2 separate regions of the Mus musculus genome follow, and region 1 is linked to region 2. The links are chromatin loops, found by intact Hi-C in ENCODE. Cell type or tissue: gastrocnemius. All regions are shown on one strand. Links, peaks and the distances in the headings refer to the core of each region. The heading gives the core; the rest is flanking DNA.

Region 1 (2,906 bases), core at 165-2,664, 120 kb after region 2:
TATTTGGAGACAACCCTCTCCTGGAGCCCTTGCACTGTCTGTGTGTGTTTAAGGAGCACATACATTTTGGGGCTTCCCATTTTTCTACATCTTTCCTCTGGAACTCAAAGCCAGCAACATTATTTCTTCCTACAAGTCCTCCCAGGGCTACTGGCCTCAGGGGTGGTAATTCCTTCCTCATTTTTAATCAGGTTGGCCAGCCCAGTCCTCTCTTTCTCCAGACTGATAAGCCCTGCCACGAGTGCATGCAGCTTTGCGTAAAGACACTGCCTTGAACAACAGCGAACATAATAAAAAATAGAAACGAACAATTGGATTAACACCCCAATAAGTAGCAGAGGATGAAAGCATGACCAGGACTTGAGGGAAGACGTCTGACATGACCAGACACGGATGCGTCCATGTTTCCTGGTAGTGCAGCGTAGAGGGACAACAGGAGGCTGCCAGACAGTACAATATTCCGGATATGAAGCCCAGTACAGCGTGCTTGCCCATTGGTGAATGCAGTCCGTCGTGGCTAGGCAGATAAGAGTGCAGCTTATATTCAGGCAAGTATGAAGGGCGCAAGAATAACTCTCAAAGCAGTATTGGCTGAGCACAAGGAGTAAAGGGATTTGATCGGGGAAGCATGCATATTAATGGGTTATAATGAGCAAAGCACACTCCAGGTTACCTGCCTTGCGGTTTTCGAGGAAGGGCCTCAAGGACACAAACAACTAGAAGGGAAGCTAGTGATCATTCAGAGGGGCAGCAGCCTCCCCCTCTCAGAATCTGCTCCTAAAAGTCCTGCGGAGCTTCAGACAGATGTTGACATACACCCTTTTCAGCAAGTTCAAACACCTGGTTTTTGTGCTCCTACAGGAAAGCAGCCCAGGAGCTTGGCCGAACTGAGCTTCCGAGGTTTGGGGGCGTGGGGCAGAAGACCTTATCTAATCTGTGTGTGGGGGGGGGGGAGGGGGGAGAGGGGCTGTGTGAACAAAAACCCTGGGGGCGTGGAGGCGTCAGCCTTTTTTTTTCCCTGCCTTCAGCAGGTGAGGAAGAGGTGGTCTTCCGTGACGTGTAACCTTGCCACCAAAGGCAGAGATAGGGCGACGCGGTTGGAGGCCTGGCGCTCAGCAATACAATCCACAACGTTACACGGAGCTCGCAGGAGGCGAAATAGAGAGGCTCTTACTAGCGGAGGGCGTGGCCTGGAACGGGGCGTGGCTCCAGGCAGGGCGTGGCCTGGAGCTCGGCAGGGCTTCAGCTACGGGGCGGGGCCCGGGGGCGGAACCGGGGGCGGGGCTTTAGCGCCCCGAGGCGCTGGCGGTGGTGGCGGAGAGGAACGGAGCGCAGGGGAGGAGACGGGCGGCTGTCCGCGCAGAGGGAGTGAGTCACCTGACCGCCGCTTGCCGCCTGCAGTCGGGCCGCGCCGCGTCTCGGCTCCGGTAAGTGGCTCGGGCGGTGCGCGGTGCCGTCCTTCCGTCCTTTCCGGGGGTCACCGGGGCTGGTGGCGGGCGGCCGCGCGGGCCTAGAAGGGGCGGCGGGCTGCGCGCTGTTTACGCGCTGCGCGGACTCTCTGGGCCGGCCGTGCCGGCGCCGCCCTGCACCGCGCTCCGCCGCGGGCCGCGTCCCGCTCCGCCTGCTGCGGGGGCAAGGCCGAGCGGGCCGGGGTTCCGGGACTACCGGGCGCTCCGCGCTTCCCTTTGTTGTTGCTTGGCGCACGTTTGTAATGTGGACTCGCACAGCATAGGCAGAGTGGGTCTCGATGTTAACGACACCAGCTTTTGTGTTCGTGTCCGGTAGGGCCAGGGCCAGCGCGTTTTCGATCTTCTCCGGGACTTTGGTGTCATTTAGTGGAATTGCGCCGATGGCTTTTATGTAGTGAGCTCTCTATGTTCAGCGTGCGCTGAGTCAAGGCAGACGTAGTAGTAATTCTGAAAGAACGCGTGTGGGAAAATCCTGCTCCCCAGACAGGCTTGGAAGAACAAAGACTTTTTTTTTTTTTTTCAGGATGCTGTTCTTTTTCCTTTTGGAGAATTGTAGAGTTGTGACTGCTAGCCTTGGAGGACGATGCCCCTGCTGGGTCTTTGTTTAGGCATTGAGCACTCCTCTCAGCTCACTGGGTTTGCAGGAAAGGCAGTTCAGAAAGATTAAAGGATGACCACTGTAGATTTTTGTTCGTGGCCGAGCTTTTGAGCTCTACAAATATTCAGAGAAATGGGAAGAGGTATGGGTTGGCCTATTCTTCCTGCTCTTGTGGTAGTGGTGCAAGCTCTGGGCTGGGCTTGAAGGCGCTTGCCACTTCTGGCTTTGGACATCGTAAGGGAGTCTAGAGGAAAAAAGGCTCCTGGTGAGTCATCTTGGAGTTGGGTAGCTTTGGAGGAGTGATCGCCTCTTGTTGTTTAACCGTCGGATCTGTCAAGTGGCTTCCCTTTGTTCGCTACGTTGGTTGGATAACAAGGTAGGGTGACTCTTTAAAAGAGTTTGTGTTGCTGAGTCATTCACCCCAGACTGAGAGGTAATTAGGAACAGCTGGTGCAGATACGCGCATCACATGCCTCCACTATAAAAGGCTGAGCTGCACACACGAGGGGTGGCTTCAGGAGGCCGGAGGGGGTCCAGCTGCGGGCTGTGTGTTTTGATCCAGGTAATCAGTGGCTGACGTGGTAGAGCGTGCTTAAGACGTGGCCAAGGAACACCGAGGTGGTGTTTAAACAGCAGCCTCGTGGCCTACTGCGGGAGACTCAATTTGTGCTGGAGGAAGCTGGATCTTTGAGATTTCAGATAGAAGTAAGGCAGTCAGCAGTATTATATCATTTCTTTCCCTTGCTGTCCTCGCTTTGCCTTTAGTATTTTGATGCAGAGTGGTGTATACATGCTTAAGTTATTCTTTATAATTTTTTTTTAAAATGAGGCCACAAAGG
Region 2 (2,906 bases), core at 156-2,655:
GAACGGCCATCAGAGAGAGAGAGAGGAGAGAGGAAAGAGAGAGAGGAGAGAGAGGAGAGAGAGGAGAGAGAGGAGAGAGAGGAGAGAGAGGAGAGAGAGGAGAGGAGAGGAGAGGAAAGAGAGGAGAGAGAGGAGAGAGAGGAGAGAGAGGAGAGAGAGGAGAGGAGAGGAGAGGAGAGAGAGGAGAGAGAGGAGAGAGGAGAGGAGAGGAGAGGAGAGGAGAGGAGAGAGAGGAGAGAGAGGAGAGAGAGGAGAGAGAGAGAGAGACTAAGAGCAGTACACACCTATCCTATGGCCATAGAGGGCTGGGGTTGGAGCTCTGCTGGTGTAAGTTCTGTATACACCAGGAATGGTGGCATACAGAGATAGAGGCAGGAAGATCAGAAATTCAGGACCATCCTCATCTACACAGCAACACCAGGGCCAACTTCATAACACGAGAACCTGTTTTAAAAACGTGGCAACGTGTATTAGGATGCAGCACAGAGTAGTGCATCATTATCCTCTGTTGCATTCATTCATTCATTCATTCATTCATTCATTCATTATAAAACCTAAATGTTTTAATACTTTGATTGACTGGAATTTCTTCGGGGATGCAAACCCCATGCAATGGAAATAAATTAATTCTTCAATGAATGTTCTGGGCTGGGGTAAATGTCCGCTGTCTTCGAATGGCAATTGATGCTGCTGGCCAGCAAACGTGTTGATGTGCCCCCGCAACATTTGTGGTTAGCAGTGAATGGCTTGACATTTTAAAGTGGTGAGGATTTTGAAGTTCCCTGGCAAAAGGGTCGGGGAAGGCAAACGCGGAGTAAAATGAAGTGAGCCTCAGCCAGCAGACCCCCGGAAAGAAAGCATCCCAGATGGGCAAGGGAAGCAGAAAAAACAAAAAAACAAAAAAACAAAAAAAACACCTTTGCATCACCACGTACTGTGGCTTACAATAAATAAGGCCTGCCATCTCAGACACTTCCAAGGGCACAGTTCAGTTATTTAACTAATCACATACCCTTAGTAGCAGAACCACATTGCTTAGGTAAAAAGTATCCTGCCAAATGGTTTTGAAAGGTGGTATTAATGATAAACCAAATAGGATTAATTTTGGCATTTCCATCTGTGTACATAATGTCCCCTGATTATATTCAACTCTCCTGGACCTCCCCACCACCCAGAGGTTTTCTTTCTCTTCTAAAACACAGTGCTTTATTTATTGAAGCTTCTTCAATTAAGACATGCCAGATAGCCAGATACACTGGTGTACATCTGTAATTCCGGCCACTGGGGGAACTCGGTGGAGGGGCTGACACTTGAGGAGACAGGTTTGAGGATCACCTGGACTATACAGTGAATTCAGTGAGAGTTCGTGCAAGATCCTGTCCCAAACTAAAACTGCAAAAGACCTAGAGATGTCACTCAGTGGTAGCGTGCTAAGGTACAGATGAAAACAGAATGATGGCTCACCACTTAAGAACAACCGCTGCTCTTCTAGAAGATGTGGACTGCATTCCTACCATCCACGCGGCAGTGTGGAACAGGCAATAATTCTGGTTCTAGGAGGTCTGCCACCTTCTGGCTTCTGCGGGGCACTGCATGCATGTGGTGCGTAAATACACAACGGAAATGAAACACCCATATCCATAAAATTACAAAACACAAAAGCAAAGTCATGGGGGAAATCCCACTTATTGCAAAGAGTTGCAAGGGGCAGAGGAGGGAGGAGGGTTGAGGGAGGAGGGAGGAGGGAGGAGGGAGGAGGGAGGAGGGAGGAGGGAGGAGGGAGGAGGGAGGAGGGAGGAGGGAGGAAGTGTGCTTGGGATTCTGGTTTCCTTTTAAACCACAGCTGAAAGGATGCTCCCACCTTGACCAGCTGCTAGCACCTTTATTCTTCCATGGTTGCAAAGCCTTCATGCAGGACTGATTCCTTTGACTATGACATTAAGCAGCCGCTGAATTCACGGTCCAGGTACTTTGCAGGCGGCAAGCGATGGGCTGAATTCTGCTTGAACCGAGTGTGGCTTATGCTCTGTTTATGAGGACCGCATGACATGTGTAATCTTATGGCTGCCAGTAGGCAAAACCTTTGACAGGGCACCGATGATTTAAGAGCTTGGCTCTGGGGACGCGAGCTATGTTGCCTTCATTCCACTGACTGTTAAGCTTGGTAACGTGCCAGCGTAACAGGTGAAAATTGGCGAGTGGGTTGCGATTTCTGGGACACAGCCTGGAGGAGCCAGGAGTTCCGGATTCCTTTGGCAAAGGCTTTGGCTCCCAGGGTGAACTATATTGTCACACTACTGTGCCCTAGTTTCCCATATTTTTCTGTATTGCAAAGGATCATAGTTGCAGCCAGCTGGGTTGATGTTGTAAATGTGCCCACAGGGATCCCGAGAAAGATGCCCCGCAAAGTGATCATTGTTAGATTCTACATAAATTAAGCAAACAATGAGGATTCACACGAATGTAAAATTTGTCCTAATGAGAATTTGAAAATATTGTGGAACTTGGTAATATGCATTAATTGTGCATGTTAACAAACCTCAGTGTGACATGTCAGTTAGGTGTACATCTATTTAGAATTTTACTTCCTTTGAGTGAGCAGGGTCGTCTTAGCTATCGGCCAGAGGATAAACTTTATTTCTGTTATTGGCTGAGCAAATAAAATGCCCACCCAAAGAAATCTGTGTGTTTGAAGAATATGGAAAGAAATAGTAAGAAATCCTTTAGTTCATACTTTACTAATATAAATTAGTGAAGATGGTACCTAGTTAGACACACTGTTTACCTACGGCGATTATAATGTCAGATAAGACCAAATAACTTGTTCAGCAGCAAACTTTCATGGTTATCAGATTTTACATGGGTTTTCCCCCATAAATAATTAGGGAGTGATTTAAAAACCCATT

What was found. Peaks named below come from ENCODE experiments on the same cell type or tissue, not always from the same donor. Only the 100,000 strongest peaks of a DNase experiment are listed, where the experiment ranks them.
Region 1: it touches region 2 in a loop (2.3-fold over the local background); 1 of 42 quality-filtered maps calls a loop at or near these places.

The regions. Positions count from the first base shown.
Region 1 is chr16:87,697,630-87,700,535 of GRCm38, forward strand. It overlaps Bach1 (BTB and CNC homology 1, basic leucine zipper transcription factor 1), which reads left to right and starts at 1,325. Exons shown (of 5, transcript NM_007520.2): 1 at 1,325-1,427. In gastrocnemius, for the core only: no CTCF peak of the experiment used is centred there; DNase peaks (open chromatin) are centred at 1,262, 2,037, 2,314 and 2,574; H3K4me3 peaks cover 2,289 bases; H3K27ac peaks cover 2,118 bases.
Region 2 is chr16:87,577,515-87,580,420 of GRCm38, forward strand. The region is part of intron 3 of Map3k7cl (Map3k7 C-terminal like); the gene reads left to right. Among named protein-coding and RNA genes, the nearest start is that of Map3k7cl, 26 kb to the left of the region's middle. In gastrocnemius, for the core only: a CTCF peak has its summit at 1,569 (motif pointing left); DNase peaks (open chromatin) are centred at 1,580 and 2,204.